2 separate regions of the Homo sapiens genome follow, and region 1 is linked to region 2. Evidence: chromatin loops called from intact Hi-C (ENCODE). Cell type or tissue: IMR-90. All regions are shown on one strand. Each heading gives the region's core, and the rest is flanking DNA. Links, peaks and the distances in the headings are about the cores only. Region 1 has its middle 11 kb from the start of SLC38A4. Region 2 has its middle 65 kb from the start of PCED1B.

Evidence for each region. Hi-C counts contacts between places; a loop is a spot of excess contacts. Peaks named below come from ENCODE experiments on the same cell type or tissue, not always from the same donor. Only the 100,000 strongest peaks of a DNase experiment are listed, where the experiment ranks them.
Region 1: it touches region 2 in a loop (2.4-fold over the local background); 2 of 110 quality-filtered maps call a loop at or near these places.

Annotation. Positions count from the first base shown.
Region 1 is chr12:46,831,170-46,841,977 of GRCh38, reverse strand. It overlaps a transcript of SLC38A4 not described here. Among named protein-coding and RNA genes, the nearest start is that of SLC38A4, 11 kb to the right of the region's middle. RefSeq lists a silencer at 3,182-3,368 and an enhancer at 9,638-10,446. In IMR-90, for the core only: no CTCF peak of the experiment used is centred there; no DNase peak of the experiment used is centred there.
Region 2 is chr12:47,009,676-47,020,483 of GRCh38, reverse strand. No RefSeq gene overlaps it. Among named protein-coding and RNA genes, the nearest start is that of PCED1B, 65 kb to the left of the region's middle. In IMR-90, for the core only: no CTCF peak of the experiment used is centred there; a DNase peak (open chromatin) is centred at 5,833; H3K4me3 peaks cover 278 bases; H3K27ac peaks cover 682 bases.

The DNA.
Region 1 (10,808 bases), core at 4,535-8,534, 180 kb after region 2:
GTCATTCCCTGACATTAAGATAGGGTCCTAGGAAGTGGTGAGAGCTTGCCTCCCAAATAGGCATCCTTTTGACCTGGTTTAATTTTATGCATTTCAAGAGAGAGAACAGCGGTTTACAAATCTGGCTACCCATTATAATGACCTGTGGTATGCCATGAAAATATAGATTCAAGGGCCACAGCCCAACGTTATTACGAACCATCTTCTCCAGAATGGAGTCTGGGAGTTTCTATTTTACCCCATGCTGCAGATAAATGTGATGCAAACCTGTGATTGCTCTGTCAGCCATTAGAGACTAAAAGGATATTCATATTCCTTCCTGGTACCTGAGATTCATCCCTTTGACCTGAAGGTTATTTTATTATTCTGTTAATATGCAAACATTCTTGGGAAAGAGGAACCCTTCAAATACCAAAGAATAGTAATAATTGATGTTAAACACAACCACGTTGTTTTTGGGAGGGTGTTTAGGTATGTTCCAACAATGTCTCAGTTGGAACCATGAGGCTACTTAGTTCTACATTCCTTTGTACATACTTCTTAGCACTGTTCCCTGCCATCCCCACAATTACTTTCATGTAGAATTCTTCTTTTTACATAACACGCCCCTCCACCAGACTACACTGTTAAGAATAGAGAGCGTCAAATTTGTCTCTGTATCTTAACATTATCCAGCATGTAAGTGTTCAAAAAATTGTGGCTTAATAAGCAGAAGATAGTAGCTTTATTCTCACATCTTAATCCAGTGGGCTTATCAGGCCTTTTTCTCTGAACAGGTTTTAATAGAGAATTAAAGAAGAATGAGAACATAAGAACCCTGGGATGCCATCTGTCAATGGGGCAAGAGAAAGCTGAAGACATATTAGACAGATGTCAAATGGTCATATTTTTTCTAGGTCAGCTCTGGAAAGGGTGAGCCTGTCTCATATCAGGACATCTCCTAGGCTTCCCATAATATAGGTCTTTGCAGGGCTTGCTCTGGAGGCACGCAGAAGAGGTAACTCCCTGTGGGTTTTGGTTTTGGTAGTGCCTAAATGCTTGCTTCCCCTAGATATTCAGTCTGCTGACATCTAAGTAAGAACAAGCTGCTGATAAAATGAGAGGACATTAAATTTTGATGGAGTATCTAGAGATTGAGACACCACACCCAGAGGAAGAGTAGAGAATTTGCTTTCATACTTGGTAGAATTAACATTTTTGCCCTGCAAGAAATAGGAAATAGAGCAGTGGACAGGCATCAAGGGACAATAGGAAAAGGAAAGACACTTAAAGGAGAAGGTTGGACAGTGTGCCAAAGTCACCCTCCATCCAACTTACTCTTCTGTTTATCGCCAACCTAAAGAAGGTTGTGCTTCGGTAAAGGGTAGGGACTCTCCCTGGTGGGATAATTTTAAATTGACAGCAAGGGTAACAGAATAATGGGTTGATGAGCAGAAGACCTTATTTGATGAGGATGTTTGGAATTTATATTCGGATATCAAATGCCATGATCATCTAGACAAACTCATATACTAGCTCATACCTTTAAAAAGGGATGGTTGAGTTTGTCTGGTGAGATTTACCCTTGATGATACTAATTATACTGGTAGCATGAAAACTGGTTGCATTAAAAAACGCAAAATCAGAACCTAGAATTAAGGTGTGACTTTGTTCTTTACACATTAAATATTGCAGGATCTTGCAACACATCTTTCCTAACATACTACATGCTGCAATATGTCAACACAAACTGAAGAACAAATGTAGGACTGCGTGTAAATCTCAGTTACATATTGACTTTCCCACTTTTCTGTTTGTTCATGTGTCTAAGGGTTAAAGGAACCTCTCTTGACATCAAGTACCAAATCCTCCTTAAAGTGGAGGTACTCTGGCCTTGTATCAGGGGCTCATTCCTTCTGACTCACCCAGGTTTTTCCAGTTCACAGTCTGGTTTATTATAAGGGCCAGACTTTTTTTTTTCTGAACTCTTTGTGGCAAGTTGAATTAACAAATTCCTTTATGCCCCATCTTGCTCATCAGTGGAGGATCTGATATCAAAAAGATTCCACCGAGCTGGATCATTTCTTCCAGATAGCAAAGGGAGCAACCACGGACAAGTAGTGTACTCTGATGTTTAGAGCCATGTGGCTGACCTAGGGCAGGGCAAAGACAAAAGCACTGCATTGGGGGGTGGATGAGATTTTCAGCTATTAAGAAAGGGCCAGGATAATAAAAGTAACCCTGGCTATCTCTAGAAAAGTAATGCATGTCTTTGAGAGGTATATGGATTCACAGGAAACCTAGTCACATAGACCAGCCTATGGTGGGGAGACAGAATTGGAATTTTAGTTCCACATTTATCCCGTTTTGGAGACTAGAGCTTATCTGGCTCTGAAGAAAATGAGTAGAGAACAGCTGAGGAGGTCAGGTGTCCGTTTTGCTACCTAAGGCAACTGCTCCACTGAGATGAATCCCCCTCCCCCCACCATCTCAGGAGCACCAGCTCATAACCTGCTTCAACTGCAGGCTTGGGCATCCTACAGCATATAAATATGCTGAGTTGCAATCGTCTTTAAGAAACAAACATTTTCTCGTATTCATCTTTGAGTCATTTCCTCAGTGAAGTCTCTCCCCAGACCCAGTGTATCTTTTCATCCCTGCAGTTTTGTCATCCTATGTTTATTCCTGTCACTTTTTGATTAGAATACTTGCTTCTACCAAATTATAAACTCCACAAAGATGGGGATTGTGCCTGGTTTTGCTCACTATTCTGTTCCTAGCATCTAGCCTTTAGGAGGTACCCAATAAATAACTGTTGTATCAGAGGATGAATAAATGTGGACAGCCCCTGGTTTTCCAAGGGAGGAGATGGGGTCACCAGACTTGAATAGGGGTCTACCTATGGGCAGGCCGAGCCCAGAGGGAGAGACATCTCAAGGTAGGTCAGTGTCTGAGAGGCACAAATTCCTTGAGAAGGTGTTTGTGCCAGGGCCTTCCTTTATGAAGCCAAATTAGCCAGAATTTCAAGTTTACTTTTCTATTCTGGAATACCCCTGACATGTGTTTCACTCTTCAGAACTTGTCATTATGTAGAGTCCTGCCTTTGTGGGCTGATCAGGCAGGACGGCAATGAGAGACAAGGGCCAGGTCCAGACCTTTCACCTTTCTGAAAGTCTCATCAGAGAAGGGGCTGGAAGAGCACTGGTCCCCAAAGGGGAGTAGGAGGCAGAATGGCTCCTGGTCAGTGGCTGTTGCATGAAGAGGCACAGAAGATGACTCCAGTCAGATTCAAATCCTCCAATGTATCACATAGGTTAGGAAGGTTTCTCTCTTCCAGACCAAAGTAAGGTAAGGCCCCTCATCAAATTAGGTTGTAATTTTAGAACCCCTACATTGCAAAGTGTTTTTCATAGTAGTATTTCAATCAAAAATGTTTTGTTTGATACAATTATATTCTCACCTTTAATAAAATTATTTACTCAGCAAAACTTCTGAAAAGTAGAAAAGCTTGAATTGATTTATCCATCCATCCATTCACTGATTTATTCAGCAAAAATATTCTGACAAAGCATCTACAGGACTTGCAGGATCAAGAGGAACCATGCAAACAACTGATTACATGATGAGACATAATAGAAACAACACTGCAGCATTGAACAACCAAACACTGGAGGGGAATGAAAATGAGCACCTAATTCTGACCCCTTTCATGACACCTGCATTTGAAGATGAAAAGTTGAATGTTTCTGTACAACTTTGCAAGTTTTGTTTCATTTTAGATTTAGCCTTGTGAAAATTAGAAAATAGATTAATATTCTCTATCTCTTCAGAAGGCAAATAAGAGGAAGGTGGAGTTTAATTCTGGCAACCAAGGAATAAGGGAAGCAAATACCCAGAATTGGAGCAATTGTAGGATATAAAGACCACCCAAGTATAAGGATCAATTAGTCACCTCTCTTGAACTAAGGTTTCAACATAAATCAAATCCAAATTCATACAAAATAAAAACATTTTACTATCATTAGAAGACTTACAGAGGTTCCTGCAGTTATGACAAAGCAAAAGATTACTTTATAGAAATTTATTTTTAAAATCATAATTTTATGGCTAAACATGCCATTTGGGGTTGGCTCCACTGTAGACAGAAAAGCAATAATGAGTATTAGTAAAGAAAATGCTCAGAAGAAAAGGGAAGTGAGCTGTGGAAGGAGGGATGTTGAATTTAGAGCCAGAAAACCTAGTTCATACTTTAGTTTTGTCATTTATTGGCCCCATGTCTTTGGAAAAGTCACTTAACCTCTCTGAACCCAATTTCCTCTCCCATTGAAAGGGGAAAATAAAAATACCTACATGACAGGATTGTTTTGGTATAAAGTAGCATAACACATGTGAAGATACTTTGAAACCTAAAGCCACTTTACTAATTATGATAACTATTCATTGAAAAATAACTCATGTTAAAACTCTACTGTCAAATAAAACATTAATTATATAAAAGCCTACTAAAATCACTGCAATCAGACTTCACGATGATAATCCATAAACAAATGAACTTCGTAGCACTATTATATGGTGTTTAAATAATAATTATGTTCTATGTCCTTCCTAAGGCATATGTTTATATTAGTCTATTAATGGTTCTCTGGATCATTAAACCTGTGAGATATTCCTTCACAAATCATGATCATAGAGAAATACTGCATGCTCTATCCCAACTTAAGAGTGTCATCGAGTTTTTGACTAATTAAAAACCTCAAAGAACAAAACACCCCAAAAAGCCAAAGCAATCCTGATTGAAAAGTACAAAGCCAGAGGTATCACAATACCTGATTTCAAAATATACTACAAAGCTATAGTAACCAAATCTGCATAGTACTGGCATAAAAATAGACATATAGACCAATGGAACATAATAGAGAACCCAGAAATAAATCTACACATTTACAGCCAACATGTTCTCGACAAAGGCACCAAGAGCATACACTGGGGAAGGGACAGTCTTCAAGAAATGGTGCTGGGAAAACTGGACATATATATGCAGAAGAAGGAAACTAGACCCCAATCTCTCATCATACACAAAAATCAAATCAAAATGGATTAAAGACTTAAATCTAAGGCCTGAAACTATGAAACTACTAGAAGAAAACATTGGGGGAAATTCTCCAAGACATGGTTCTGGACAAAGAGTTTTTGTGCAAGACCTAAAAAGCACAGGCAACAAAAGCCAAAACAGACAAGTGGGATTATATCATGCTAAAAAGCTTCTGCATGGCAAACAACAACAACAAATCAACAAAGGGAAGATAAAACTCACAGAATGGGAGAATATTTGCAAACTATCCTTCTGACAAGGAATTAATAACCAGAATATACAAGAAGCTCAAATAACTCAATAGCAAAAAGAAAAAAAAACCTAAAATTAAAAAAATTAGCAAAGGGTGTGAATAGAAAATTTTCAAAAGAAGACATACAAATGGCCAACAGGCATATGAAAAAATGCTCAATATCACCAACCATCAGAGAAATACAAATCAAAATGACAATAAGCACCATGCAGCCATAAAAAAGAATGAGATCATGTCCTTTGCAGTGACATGGATGGAGCTGGCAGCCATTAGCCTTAGCAAACCAATGCAGGAACAGAAAACCAAATACTGCAAGTTCTAACTTATAAGTGGGAGCTAAATGGTGAAAACACATGGTCATATAGAGGAGAACAACACACAGGGGCCTATCAGAGGGTGAAGGGTGGAATGAGGGAGAGAATCAGGAAAAATAACTAATGGGTACTAGGCTTAATACCTGGGTGATGAAGTAATTTATACAAGAAACCCCCATGACACACGTTTACCAATGTAACAAACCTGCACATCCTGCACATGTACCCCTGAACTTAAAATATAAGTTAGAAAAACATACATAATTACATTTAATTTTTTTTTAAAAAAACTATGTCATCTCACCCTAGTTAAAATGGCTTTTATCAAAAAGATAGGAAGTAACAGATGCTGGCAAGGAAGTGGAGAAAGAGGAACCCTCATGCACTGTTGGTGGAAATATAAACTAGTATAGCCATTATGGATAACTGTATGGAGGTTCTCAAAAAACTAACAATAGAACTACTATATAATCCAACAGCTCCACTTCTGGGTATATATCCAAAAGGAAGGAAATCAATATATTGAAGGTATATCTAAACTTCCATGTTTTTTGTGGTAATACTCAAAATTGCCAAAATATGGAATCAATCTAGGTGTCCATCAATGGAAGAATGGATAAAGAAAATGTGATATATATATACAAGGGAATATTATTCAGCTGAAAAAAGAATGAAATCCTGTCATTTGCAGTAACGTGGATAAAACTGGAGGTCATTACACTAACTAAAATAAGCCATACACAGAGAGACAAATATTGCATTTTCTCAGTGACATATGGGAGCTAAAAAAGTGGATCTCATAAAAATAAAGAGAAGATTGGTGGGTACAAAAGTGCAGTTAGATAGAAAGAATAAGCCCTAGCATGTAATAGATTAGTAGGATGACTATAGTTAACAATAATAATTGATTGTATATTTCAAAATAGCTAGAAGAGAATAATTTTAATGTTTCTAGTATAAAGAAAAGATAAATATTTAAGGTAATAGCCCAATTACACTGATTTGATCTTTACAAATTATATGAATGTATTAAATTATCACATGTGCTTCAGATAATATGTACATCTATTTAAAAAATAAAACCTTTGAGGAATCACGATAATTGTAACAGTGTTATTTTAAACTTGTTGCAGCATAGAACTCTGTCTACAAGCATTAGCTTCAGTTCTGAAAAATATATTTCATAAATTTTTAAATATAGATTTTTCTTAAAACAAAAGCAACCACAACAAAACCAATGACCACTCCTAAAACCAGAGTGTTAAAATAATTTTAGAGTGTTCCAATCAATTCAGCTTTATCAAAATGATGAGTAAATTCTAACTGTTCTGTAAACTTCTGTTTTTCTCCATCACTAAGTGTGTTTGTAGTACTGTCTGAACTTGACTTAAGCCAGGAAAGCAATGTATCAGGAAACATTCTGTATTTTTCAGATGACAAACTGAGCCACTAAGAGCTAAAGAGACTTGTCCAAGTTTCCATAGCTAGTAGGTGGTGACTCTGGGATTCTAAATCAAGCTATGTACTCTACAGCCAGTGAATGATCTGAGGAGAAACCAAAATGTGTTTCACAATGTGGCCTTCAGGAATACTCATGTCATTAGTTAGAATTGCTTCCCATCCTTTCAAACACTAGTTTAAAAGAAACCCTTGAGGATTGGTGAGCAGATTCAATGTGGCCATTAATGGTTCAAACTTTTTATTGTAACACAGAAAATAAAGAGTTGTCAGTTGTCTTATCCTACCTAGGCATTGCGTTAGATCTTCTCAGACTCTACTGATGTATAATAGCCATAATTTTATTGTTTTATAGATGAATACAAGACTCATTTAACCTCAACCCACAACCTGATTAATATTACTAGCACATATAAATGCATAACTCATAGTTCTCTATTACATTAGACCATGAACCACTGCTTTTGATCTCTTCTGTACTAGCTAAGATATGATGTCAAGAACTGATTAAATAAGCAGTCCCTTTAAAAGTTGAGCAGTTGCGGTCAGGCGTGGTGGCTCACGCCTGTAATCCCAGCGCTTTGGGAGGCCAAGGCAGGCGGATCACGAGACCATCCTGGCTAACACGGTGAAACCCCGTCTCTACTAAAAATACAAAAAATTAGCCGGGCGTGGCGGCGGGCGCCTGTAGTCCCAGCTACTCGGGAGGCTGAGGCAGGAGAATGACGTGAACCCAGGAGGCGGAGCTTGCAGTGAGCCGAGATTGGGCTACTGCACTCCAGCCTGGGCGACGAGTGAGACTCCGTCTCAAAAAAAAAAAAACAAAAAAACAAAAAAACAAAAAACGTTGAGCAGTTGCACAGTAAACCAGTTTGTGTCGTGGAATTACTTATCTTGAGAAGACTCAAATGATCTTACCTTCATTTGAGTCTTCCTTCTCTGGAATGGCTTTTTGTTTTATAAACCTGAGTTTTGCTTTTACTAAATCGCAGGTTAGGAAAAGAGAAATGTGTATCTACCTTGATCTCACTAATTCTCTCCAAATCCTACCAATTTTGACATTTTAGTAGCTTTATAAAAGATGTTTATATTTATAAAGTAAGAATCAATGGAGAAGTGTGATAATGTGTAGAGAATCTAGTTTCAACAAGCTTATAGGGAATTCAAAACTATTCTGATACAGTCTAATTCCACAAAATGTAAACTTCTTGCTATGATAGAGAGGTTTACCGTATTTGCTTGGGGGCTCAGAAGAAAATCAGTTTTTACAAAACAAACATTTTTATATAATTTTTTTTAGTTTCTAAAATTGTAGCTCCAGTGAAAGTGTGTTACATCATCCTTCTATTGAATCTGTATTGTCAGATTGTCCTAGTACAGTTTGATGTGTATGTGTGTGTGCATTAATCCTGTGTTCTTAGTGTTTCTGATTATTATGCATTATCCAGGTGAGTTTCTGCTGTTATCTTATTTTTTTAAAGCACTAAGCTGTTGCTGGTTTTAGTTATTGGGAGCTATAAAACGAGAAGGTTCTAGGTGGACAGTATGGACAGGCAGTGAAACTTGCCATTCTGAATAAAGTTAAACTGGATGTGTGAGAATACAAAAGGTAAATTGTGTTGCCTGGAGAGTTAGTTACACTGTGGGTTCAACGTCTCCATAGGATAGTTTTCTTTCCCTAAAGAATGACAACTCACTACTAAATAAATGGGGGATTGTGAACATATTTGTTACACAGGCCTTCTTCGAAACAAGAATTTTGTTTAATACTAGAGAATAGTTTCAACGTAAATAATTTTCCTTACAATGGTAGGTTGTAACTTTAACAAATAGAATTAACGTTCGAATGCTATTTATTATTATAGCCTAATTCCTTCTTCATATGTACTGAGGATTGTGCTTAAACTGGAATTCTAGAAAAAAAAATTATCACCAAAGACCCACTCTTAAGTACTAGCAAGTTATCCCATTTCTTTCATGCATAAAGTGACGTTTACTGTGAATGACAGGTTTTTCATTTGTACTCCTTCCTCAAATGTTTCTTTTTCTTTATGTAAAGTTCACGTTTGTCACCTCCATACCAGGAGGAAATTTAGTGAGTCATCTACCCTGAACACTCTTTTACAGACTTTAAAATAAAGATCCACATGTACTTCAGCTTATAGGACAGATCCAATAAATGCAACCTTGACTCATGGAAGAAATCTAACCGTCGAAAAATAAACCCACACCAGGATCTTCTCGGTTATCCCGGACCCAGGAAAGAGGGAGCAGGGACCGGGCTTCCAGGCTTCACTCCTGAAGGACAGCTGGACATCTCAGCCCCACCTGGGAGGATGCTTTGGTCTACTTCTCAGGTTGCCGCCTGACGATTGGTGGCTGGCCTGGAAGGGAGGGTCCGCAGGAAACGCGACACTGGGGATGTTGCCCCTATCACATGATGGAAATTTCCACTCTTTAGAAAGGCGAAAAGAAAAGAAAGAAGGGTCTCTCCATCCATCCCTTTCTGATACTTTCCCTGAATCCCAGTCTGGAAAGGGTAGTAAAAGAGGCGGGTGAGTGAATTTTTTTTTGTATTTCCTGTTAGACTTGAGACTTGTCAGTGTCCAAACTTGCAGCTGGATCCCAGCCTATCGGATGGGTGCTTGTGTGTATGCACGGGGGACATCCACACGTGTGTAGCCCGGTCTCTCAATCATCTGGGGCTTATGTCTGGGGCTCTTCATGACATGCTCATAGTTCCTAATTCTTATTATTTTCCAAACATTCACGCTTTGGGTGGGTTATTGCAGGCTAATGATTCGGTTGACTAGAAATAACGTAAACTAGGGCACATGGAGGGAAGAGACTGATTGGGCGGGCTCATGTGTGACTTCTTTTCAAGGAGAAGCGGTTGTGCCAAGGTAGCCTATTCCAGGAGGGCTGGGGTATGGGGCACCTCCGCCTCCCGCACTGGGATTCCCTGGGCTGTTGGATTTCGAGTTGGTTGTATTGGGACTGCGTTCCGTGGCCGCGCCGCCTGCCTGGCTGAGAGGCCCGACTTCCCCCGCGGGAGCTGGCTCCGCGACCGCCCGGGATCCTGCTGGCAAGGTGTTACCCGAGTCCCTGGACCCGCGCCCGCGTCCTCAGGTCGGGGACACTGGGTGGAAGGCTTAAAATAGAACTGTCGTCTCTGATAGCTGGGTCGCCCCAGAGACCAGCATGATTCCCCGGGCGGGGTACTCTGACCTGGGGAGCCCCCAAGGAGTCTCTTTCAAGGGAGAAGGCGAGAGCAGAGCTGGATGTGGGCCCCTGGTCTCTGGGCGGTGGGCGAGTCTGAAAACTGCGCCAGCGGTTCCGAGGGCGGCTTACCGCGCGGTCGGATTGCCCGGCCTGCTGCGCGCTGGAGTGAAGGGCAGGGCGGTGCAGAAATGCGAACGGGGACGGATAGTGGGGTCGCGGCAACCGAGCTAAGAGAAGCCTAGGGAGGAGGGGCAGAAGGCGGGAATTGATTACAGGTTAGAGCTGATGGAGGAAAAATTGAGAGAAGAGCGAATGAAGGAAGAAAGTGAGACGGGGGAGAGGGAACCCGGACCCGGGAAGCCCCGAGAAGCGTAAGCCGGGAGCACCCTTGAGTCCAGGAGAGGTGGCGAGCGCGGCACACCAGCTGTGCGCCCAGGCAGCGCGCGGTGAGGTACTCTTCATCTAGCGGTGGTACAGGTGGACGCTGCGC
Region 2 (10,808 bases), core at 3,382-7,381:
TGTCTTTCCTTACCTAACCGTTCTCATCTGCCACGAAGCTCCAATTCATATTCTAGCCAGGCAAGCCTGCCCACTGCTCTCTGTCTTTGCTTCATCTCCTATACCCTTGTGCTTTGCTGTGGTAAAGATAGCTAATGTCCTTTCCATAGTGTAGCGTTGTTGCTGAGAAGCTCTGCCCAGCCAGGGCCCTCATTTTCCAGTCCTACCCTCCCTTGCATCCAGGTGGGACTAGTTCTTGCCGGTGGAATATGAGCTGAGATGATGTGTACCATGTCTTGGCCAAGTGGTTAAGAAGTGGTGGCACATACCCTGTGCTTTCTCTTTTCCCATCTGCCCACTGGATGTTGACACACAGGATGATCATGGAAGCCACATGTGGAAGGTGATGGAGACTTCCAGCCTACGGCTCTGCGTGAAGCTATGAAGCAGTCTTCCTTCATCCACACAGCCGACCTTCCACTCCTGCCACCAAGCAGGAACATCTGTTTTGGATTTTATGTGAGTGAGAAATAAGCTTCTATTGTGCTACATTATTATTATTATTATTATTATTATTATTATTATTATTATTATTATTTTACTGTAAATAGCCTTACTTTAATTTATTTGCAAAAGCTATTTTCCTACTTGGAATGCCTTTTTAATTATAGGAGAGACACAGACATTTCATTGAGTGCTATTATGAGGTAGGGACATCATAATGGTAACATCTTCACAGTGATTTATACATGGTATCGTTGTCTTATCCTTCCAATCCCAAGAGCTAGTTATTATTATCTTAGTGGTACAGCCTTGATGTATTCTAGTGGGTAATTCTGTTTTAAGTGTAGTTAGTTTCTGAATTTGAACATTTTACATTAGAAGGTCCAGCTGAAGACTTAATTCACTATCAGGAATGGGGTTGAGTATGCCAAAAATTGATAGGGAAAATATGGGAGATAGCCATATGGCAGTCTAAAATATTTAAGTCTGATAGTAGCATAGACACAGGCTTTGGGTTACATAAGGAGATCATAGAGAAAGATTAAATTGATAAACAGGGTAGGCTCCAGATCAAGAGTCATATTGAATGTCAAGCTTAGAAAGTTGAACTTTAGTTCATAAGCTGGGTGTGTGCATGCATGCATGCACATGTGTGCGTGTGTGTGTGATTAAATCTTTTGTGCAGTTAAGTGACATGAACCATTGCTTTAAGATCTGCTTGACAACAATATTATATATAACCAATTTACAAATTAACTTTTAGAAAATGTTTTCCATTATTATTATTAGGTTGGTGCAAAGATAATTGTGGTTTTCGCCATTAGAAGTAATGTACCAAACTAATATTATATTATTGTTGTGATGGAACTGTCTTATGTGCTGTAGGAGTTTTAGCAGCATCCTTGGTCTCTACCAACTGGATGACAGTAGCAACTCCCAATCTTCTCAAATCACGACAACTCAAAATATCTCCAGGCATTGCCAAGTATCCCATAGAGAACAAATCACCCCTGGTTGAGATCCAGTGTTCTAGAGAGACAAACAGTTCACAGAGTGAGACTTGTCTTTGTTTTTATTTGAAGACACACCACTGCCTGATCGTCTTAAATCAGGACAAGAGAAGCCCCTGTCCGTAGATGCTATCCTAACTTCCCCGTCTCCCATTTCTGCCCCCTCCTTTTGTCAGAAGACCCGGGTGCAGGTGGCTACACTTCTCTCCATAATGCAAGGAGTCTTGGGACCACAGAGATGTGGCCACCTACATCCTGTGGCCTCCTTTCTACCATATTCTAAGTATCCATGGCCAGGGAATTTTTTGTCCAGATAGTCTCATTTTCCAAGAGATGGTGCTTGGAGGAGGTAATGGTGGTGGTGGTGTGGCTTGAGTTTGGACATGCCGGCTGAGATATCCTTGTATCTATGCTCACAGTACTGGGCAGAGCCGGTATGGAGGAAAAGTCAGGTGATGGTAGGTTCTTAAAATTCCTGGGTGGATCTTCAAGAAGTCTGAGAATTCTAAATTTGAGTCTGGCCTTCTAGCCTTGGGTTCTTTTGAGAAACTTAGAAGACCAACACCGATGATGGTGGTGTGTAGGAGCACCTTGTGAACAGAGGTGGTCATGCTCAGCTGGACTGGGTGGGGTGCAGAGAAACCTGAGCCAGGTGGGACTTGGGCTTCTGTTTGCCTCTTGCTTCAGTCATAATTTGTGTTGCATAATCCCATGATGGGATAACTTTGTGGGAGGAAGAGCTTAAGCCTCTGAAATCATGAGAGTCTAGGATATAACCTGATTCTGCCTGTAGAATCTGTGTGGTACTGGGTGAGGCCAGGAAGGATTTGGATGCTTTTACTAGGCATAAAAGGAGGAGGACATCCAGAGGGCATGTGAAAAGGCTTGAAGATGTTTGTAGCATGATTCAGTGTTTGAGACCTGTTTAGGGAATGGGAAGACAAAGGGTGTGGTTGGAATGCAGTGTGCTTGGGGAGAAGAGAAGGTGATGAGTTTGTGAGGACTTTGTACAAGGGGCCAGAAGGCCACTCAAAGGAGCTGAGACTGTCTCCTGCAGCATCAGAGAGCTTTCGGGGTTGCTAAGCAGAGCAGAGGATCCATCTTTTATCACAGTTTAGCCCTGAAGGAAAATGAAAGAAAGTAGAAGCTAGGAGATGAGAGAGAATATAGTTTAAAAAATTCTAAGAGACGCAGGGCTGAACAGATAGTAGGTGTAGGAGTGAAAGGGGAGAGAATGGAGAGGTTTTGTAAATTCACAGTTGCTCCTAAGAATGACTGCACACTATGAACACACCAAAACATAGATTTATGCTTTTTCATTTTTTTAAAAACATTTAAGGCATAAAAGATCTTGGTTTTTACTCAGGGCTGCACCAGACTGTGAGAAACACACATTCATCCATCCAAACCCAAAGAATGGACTCAGAGACACAAAGAATAGCGGAAGTGAGACTTTTAATGGCAGTCTTTCCAGATAGGGTGTCAGGTAGGCAGGCACACCCAGGGCAGTTATAGCAGGTAATTTATCTCCCAGCACGCAAATCCCTCTTCCAGTTCCTCATCAGTTGAGTACTATGGGGTTACAATCTTCCCAGACATAACCTTAGTTTCATTATCCCCTTATAAGCCCATACCCCGGTCCCCTTTCCCGCTTAAATTTTGATTTCCCAATAACGAAACTTTCTTCCCTTTTATGGGCTGACTCCTCCTCTACATTCTGTCAGTTTATTGTGACCTTCTAGGTGCATGAGCCATGTGGTTTGTTACATCCACAGGCTGGCTGCCAGTACTTTGATCATGCCTTGAAAATGAACCATTTAAAATGTTTTCTCACAGGACAAAATTTTCAAGCAGAATTAAAAATAATAATTTCTAATTTTCATTTTTGTGGATATGTAGTAGTAGATGTACATACTTGTGAGGTACATGAGATATTTTAATATACGCATGCTGTGCATGATAATCACATCATGGAAATCAGGTATACATCCCCTCAAGCATTTATCCTTTGTGTTACAAACAAATCCAACTATACTCTTAGTTATTTTTAAATGTACAATTAAATTATTATTGACTGTAGTCACCTTGTGCTATAAAATACTAGTCCTTATTCATTCATTCTAATTTTCTGTACCCATTAACCATCCCCATGTCTCCTCAACCTCTCACTACACTTCCCAGCCTCTGGTAACCATCTTTCTACTCTCTATGTCCATGAGTTAAATTGTTTCAATTTCTAGATCCCATAAATAAGTGACTCTATACAATGTTTGTCTTGCTGTGCCTGGCTTATTTCACTTAACATGATGACCTCCAGTTCCATCCATGATGTTGCAGATACCTGAATCTCCTTCTTTTTTATGGCTAAACAGTACTCCATTGTGTATATGTACCACATTTTCTTTATCCATTTGTCTGTCAGTGGACACTTAAGTTACTTCCAAATCTTGGCTATTCTGAACAGTGCTATAACAAACATGATAATGAAGATACCTCTTTGATATACTGGTTTCCTTTCTTTTGCATATATACCCAGCAGTGGAATTGCTGGAGTGTATGGTAGCTCTATTTTTAGTTTTTTTAGGAAACTAAAACTGTTTCCAAACCAAACTGTTCTCTGTAGTGGTTGTACTAATTTATATTCTCAGCAACAGAGTCAAACAGAATTTAAAACTTTTACTTCCTTCCCCTTTTCAGGACTGCTTTGTAGACCTTCTATACCTCCACATGTTTTTTTACATTTTTTTGCTGTGTGCCTTTGTATGTGTGTACATGCTATTCTAAAAAACTAGTGCATAAAAACTATTATTTCCACAAATATAATTCCAGAAGTAGAAACTTCAGGCTAAGTAAAAACCAGGAAAGGCTATATTTGGAAGAAACAGGGATTTTGCTGTTCCTGAAATCTCTCTACCTTTGTGTCTTTCTGTGCTGCCAACAGTGACACCACGTCATGTCTCTGTTCCACAAAGGTTTTAACTGCTCAGGCATGGAATCAATATAGGGAAAGGAAAAACAAAAGGAGTATAATATTCTAATTTAAATCAACAGCACAGATTCCTATAACCTTCATTTTTGGGTGAAGATCATCCAAATTAAATATTAATTTGTGTACACAACTGCAGGAAAAGGTAACTAGTAACTAGTTTATAATTGGAAGATTTTGACAGGCAATTGTGTTCACGTTAACCTTTTTCTGGGACCTCTACAGGAGTGAGATGTCTCTGAATTATTAGGATTCTGCTCTGTAACTGGAAAATTCCATCATTCAATAAATTTTCAGACTCTATCCTTTGGGTCCAATGTGACTGTAAAATGACAGTTAGAGAATTGCAAACAATGGGCTCACAAGACCTGAATGAATTCCAAATCATCTAGTGGGCTTATTGAGCCATTTTCTGAACAATGAAAGAAATGTGGGAAATGCAGCAGCTACTTTAAAGAGCATTATTGTTCAACACTGTGCTGCCTTCTGTGCTATGCGTTCTGATACACTTTAAAGTTTATAGCATCAGGACATCTTGAGTTAGAAGAGGCCTTACAAAAACATTTAAATATGGCATCCCTTCCCCCATTTTATCTTTATATAGAAATATATATTGAAATTAACAATTAAAAATATTTAACCTACAAAAGTGTTGGGAGTACTGGGACATAAGAATAAAGCTCCCACATATTGACAATTTACCATGAGGCAGATGCTGTGCTAGATACTTTACAATACATCATTCTATCCTCATATAAATCCTATGAGGTACTTATTATGGTTTTGTTTTGTTTTAGAGATGGCATCTCACTATGTTGTCCAGGCTGGACTCAAACTCCTGAGCTCAAGAGATCTTCCTACCCAGGTCTCAAGTAGTTGGCGCTACAGGTGTGAGCCACCATGCCCTGAAGGACAGGGATTATCATTTCCATTTACTCATAAAATTGGTTGTGAAGTGACTTACTAAACAGTGTAATTTTAGCAGCAGGGAAGTCTAGGTTGGAACCTGTAGTCTTTCCTAGTTCCAAATCTCATTCATGGGATGTAGTCCTCAAGAAGCTCCCAATGTAGCTCACACTAGAAGCAGAAAGTGAAATCACAATAGAAAATGTAAATAACACAAACATACATATGGGCTGTCCTCAGAAGGTTCGTGATTCGTTTCAAATTGCTGATACAGACAAGAAGTGCCTTAGAAGTTCAAGGGCTCTTTACATAGAGAAATATATTTAGACCAAGAAGTATTAATATTTATGAACATTTATCCTGTGCAAAGTCCTGAGAGTAATGTGACACAACAAGGATAAAGCTAGCATGGACTGAGTCATTTCCTGGAGTGGTCAGCAAAGCCTTCTTGGAGCTGGTAGGAGGTGAAGTAGGACCTGTTGTTTAGATTGGATATAGTTGACTGTGCTAGCAGGGCATGTGAGGTAGAAGGAATGAGATGGAAAAATGTGAGAAAGTGAAAGAACAATGCTGGTCAGTAGGACATCAGCATACAGTTTGGATCAAAAGTTTACACAAAGAGGAGTAGGAGTTAAGGAATTGGAGGTCTTTGCAGTTATGAATTGATGGGTCCTCCGGCCATTCTGAAAGCAACGGTGAATATCAAAGCTTTTTGAACAGAAGTATGAGCAATAAATTTACCTAGATGGCCAGAGAATTTACTCACAGAAAGAGGAAAAAAAATTACTCAAGGAAAAATATCCATCCTGAATTAAGAGAAACTATGGGTCTGATAATCCCATTAAAGAAGTCTATACTGATGATAGTTTGTGCTTGATGAGCTTGGTTTCTTACAAATTAATAGGAAACACTCTCTGTTGTCTCCCATGTAACACATAACTTTCCTTTACCCCATCTATTAGAATTAAGGAGAAGTAGCAGGCCTGGGAAATGTTCATGACAACAATGAGGACATATTTTCTAAGAATCATGCTAAAAAGGGATATAGGCTAGATGGGGGGGTGTATTCATCTGCTAGGGCTGCCATAACAAAATACCACAAACAGAGTGGCTTAAATGATGTATATTTCTCATAGTTCTGGAAGCTGGAAGTTCAACATTGAGGGGTCTCTTTTTGGTTTGCAGATGGCTGCCTTCTCACTGTGTCCTCACATGGCAGAGAAAGATTGCTTAAGATCTCTCTCTCTCTTTGTTTTCTTATAAAGCCACTGTCTTATTAGATTGGCATCCCACCCTTGTGACGTTCAATATATGAATTTTGGGGAGACAGAATATAGTCCATAGGAGAAGTTTGGGTGAAGCCACTTAATCAATTGAACATTAGAGATTTTTCATTTACCTAGGGTTTTGGAAACTATATGGAAGTTGAAAAATCATCACTATAATAATTAAAGAGGTAATATTTTCCATTACACTCTCTCATTGTTTTATAGAACCTGTTCATAATTCCAAAATTTATAAATACTATTCTTTTTATATATCAAAATTAAGCAAATCATGACATATGATTAATGAGTCAGTTTGGATGATTGTATTATAGCTACATGGATTAACATAGGCTGCCAGATCCACCTTTTGCTAATAATAGTTTCCATTTAATTGATCACTGAGCACGTGCTGGGGTTTTACATACGTTATCTCATTAATCTTCACAATAACACTATAATGTAAAGACTTCCATTCTACAGGTGAGAAAACTGATGCTCACAGAATTTAAGTAATAACACAAGATATCGCCAAATTTCAGGTTCAGCCTTGGTTGATTTCCAAGCCCACAATTTCCCCCATACCATCTTGCCATTCTTGATATGCTATTGTCTTTCACTGCATTGATGATGTAACAGATAACAATGACATTTTCCAAAATTAAGATCTTGAAAGAATAGGGGACAATAACCATCAGAATCACCTAGTGATTTTCTTTTTTAAACCTAGATTTAGTTCTTATCTACAATAAAACACAAACATGCATACAAACCCGGTCTATGGAATTCGAATGGCTAAGGATGGGACCTGAGAATCTGTACTTTATCAAGTTATCTAGGTGGTTCTAATGATTGACAAGACTTGAGACTGCAGTGGGTTTAATGGTGACTCCCCAAAATATATGTCCACATTCTAATCTCTGGAAACTGAACATGCCCTTATTTGGAAAAATAGTCTTTTTAGATGTAATTAATTAAGGATCTCAAGATGAGACCATCCTGGATTGTCTAGGTGGGTCTTATATTCAATGACAAGTATCCTTAAAAGAGACACAGAAAAGAATAGAGGGGTAAAGGCAGAGGCAGAGATTGGAGTTATGCAGCCACAGTCAAAGAACGCCTGGAGCCACCAGCAGGTGCAAGAGGCAAGGAAGGCTTCCCATTTCAAAAATATTAAGCTGACTCTTGTAAATAGTACTTACATTAACTGGGAAAAGTCATTCAGTCTAGATAGTTAATCCCATTATGCATGTGGGCTTTATGTGAGTCTTAGAGCCTCAGGAAAGTATTCATTCAATTCCTTCCTAGGTGCTAAGGGTGAGGCTAATATCAAACAGGAAAATTAGACAATAATTACCCAGAGAATAAGTACCCACAAAGAGGGTAGAAGATGACAGTGGGAGGCATCTCTTTTATCCTGTGACTTTGGAAGTGCAAATGCCATTTCCTTCTATTCTTCAGCAAGCATAGTGCCCAGTGATGAAGCCTTTCCCAGTCCCTTGAAAGACAAATAGTACAACATAGACAGGAATGCTTCTATAGTTAACGTGATTAAAAACACAAGTAGAAGATAATTCACCAAGGTCTTCTTGTGTATTATGCCAATAATATCTGTCCTGTCTCTTAATATCATGTCATCCTGAAGGACCCAGAACTGGATACCAATTATTGTTCTACATGCCAATTATAAATAAACAAGAATATCATGTAAGTATTAAGTCATATTTTGTTGCCAATTAGAAAAATATGCAATGTTATGTTGGGCCAATCCAACATGATATTGCCTCTATTGTATCTGGATTCTTGCCATAAATGGAGCCCTTTGATATTATGCTAGTACATTGTATTATAAATTTATTAATGATTTTCCCAAAGTTTTGTTTCTAGCCTAACATCTTTCCTAAACTCCAAGCTGGAAGTTTCTAGATTCCATAGAATGTCACTTGCTATCTCCATTTGAATAACTAGCTAAAAATTTTAAAAAAAGTTTGATTTTCTTCCTCAAACTTGCTTCTTTCCCAATGTTCTCCATCTCAGTTAGTGGCCTGTTTGCCCAATTGCTTAAGTCAGAAACCAGAGTCATTTTCTCTTCTCTTTCTGACAATCACCTTACCTCAAGCCTATATTAGATACCATTGGCACCACCTTCCAAAAACTCTGAATCCTACTACTTCTTTCCTCCTTAGCTTGCTCCATCATCTGTCACCTAGATTACTGCAATAGCATTTTAACTGCTTTCCCTGATTTTACTCTGCCCTCCCCCACAGCTTATTTTCCACCCAGCAGCCAGAGTTGTAACATATAAACCAGTCTGTGTTGAATTATGTTTCACCTACTTAAAGCCTCCTGATGACTTCTAGATTATTCAGCATATAGGTAACTATTGAAAATGAAACTCCAAATAGCTGTAGGTTTAACAAGATAGCGAGGTTAATGATGCCTCCACAGGTCAGAGACCCAAGCTACTCCATTTTCTTTTTCTTTTTTTTTCTTTTCTATATTTTTTCTGTTTTTTTAAAAATTATTATTATTATTATACTTTAAGTTCTAGGGTATGTGTGCACAACATGCAGGTTTGTTACATATGTATACATGTGCCATGTTGGTGTGCTGCACCCGTTAACTCATCATTTACATTAGGTATATCTCCTAATACTGTCTCTCCCCCTTCCCCCCACCCCACGACAGGGCCCGGTATGTGATGTTCCCCACTCTGTGCCCAAGTGTTCTCATCGTTCAATTCCCACCTATGAGTGAGAACATGTGGTGTTTGGTTTTCTGTCCTTGTGATAGTTTGCTCAGAATGATGGTTTCTAGCTTCATTCATATCCCTACAAAGGACATGAACTCATCCTTTTTTATGGCTGCATACTATTCCATGGTGTATATGTGCCACATTTTCTTAATCCAGTCTACCATTGATGGACATTTGGGTTGGTTGCAAGCCTTTGCTATTGTGAATAGTGCCACTATAAACATACGTATGCATCTGTTTTTATAGCAGCATGATTTATAATCCTTTGGGTATATGCCCAGTAATAGGATGGCTGGGTTAAATGGTATTTCCAGTACTAGATCCTTGAGGAATCACCACACTGTCTTCCATAGTGGTTGAACTAGTTTACAGTCCCACCAACAGCGTAAAAGCATTCCTATTTCTCCACATCCTCTCCAGCACCTATTGTTTCCTGACTTTTTAATAATCGCCATTCTAACTGGTGTGAGATGGTATCTCATTGTGGTTTTGATTTGCATTTCTCTGATGCCCAGTGATGATGAGCATTTTTTTCATGTGCCTTTTGGCTGCATAAATGTCTTCTTTTGAGAAGTGTCTGTTCATATCCTTCGCCCACTTTTTGATGGGGTTGTTTGATTTTTTCTTGTAAATTTGTTTAAGTTCTTTGTAGATTCTGGATATTAGCCCTTTGTCAGATGGGTAGATTGTAAAAATTTTCTCCCATTCTGTAGGTTGCCTATTCACTTTGATGGTAGTTTCTTTTGCTGTGCAGAAGCTCTTTAGTTTAATTAGATCCTATTTGTCTATTTTGGCTTTTGTTGCCATTGCTTTTGGTGTTTTAGTCACGAAGTCCTTGCCCATGCCTATGTCCTGAATGGTATTGCCTAGGTTTTCTTCTAGGGTTTTTATGGTTTTACGTCTAACATTTCAGTCTTTAATCCATCTTGAATTAATTTTTGTACTCCAAATAGCTGCAGGCTTAATAAGATCGTGAGGTTAATGATGCCTCCACAGTTCAGGGACCCAAGCTACTTCATCTTATTTTTCTGTTATGCATAGAGTATAAAACTTGTCCATATGGTTCAAGGTGACTCGACATCACCACATCTGCTTTCAGGCCAGTGGGAAGTGGAAAAGAGGAGGCTATGCCCCTTTGGGAATATATATATATGTATATCACTTCCACTTCATACCATTTTAGCCCAAAATTAGTTGTGCTACCACACTTAACTGCAAGGGACGCTTAGAAATACAATCTTTATTCCGTGTACTCAAGTGCTAAGCTGAAAATTAAGGGTTCTATTGCAATAGCAAAAGGGCAGAATGGATACTGGGGAAGTTATGGTAGACTAGGTTGTGATAATACATAGACCCACGTGTGTTATGCCTCGACAAAATGGAAGTTAATTCTCTCTCACGTA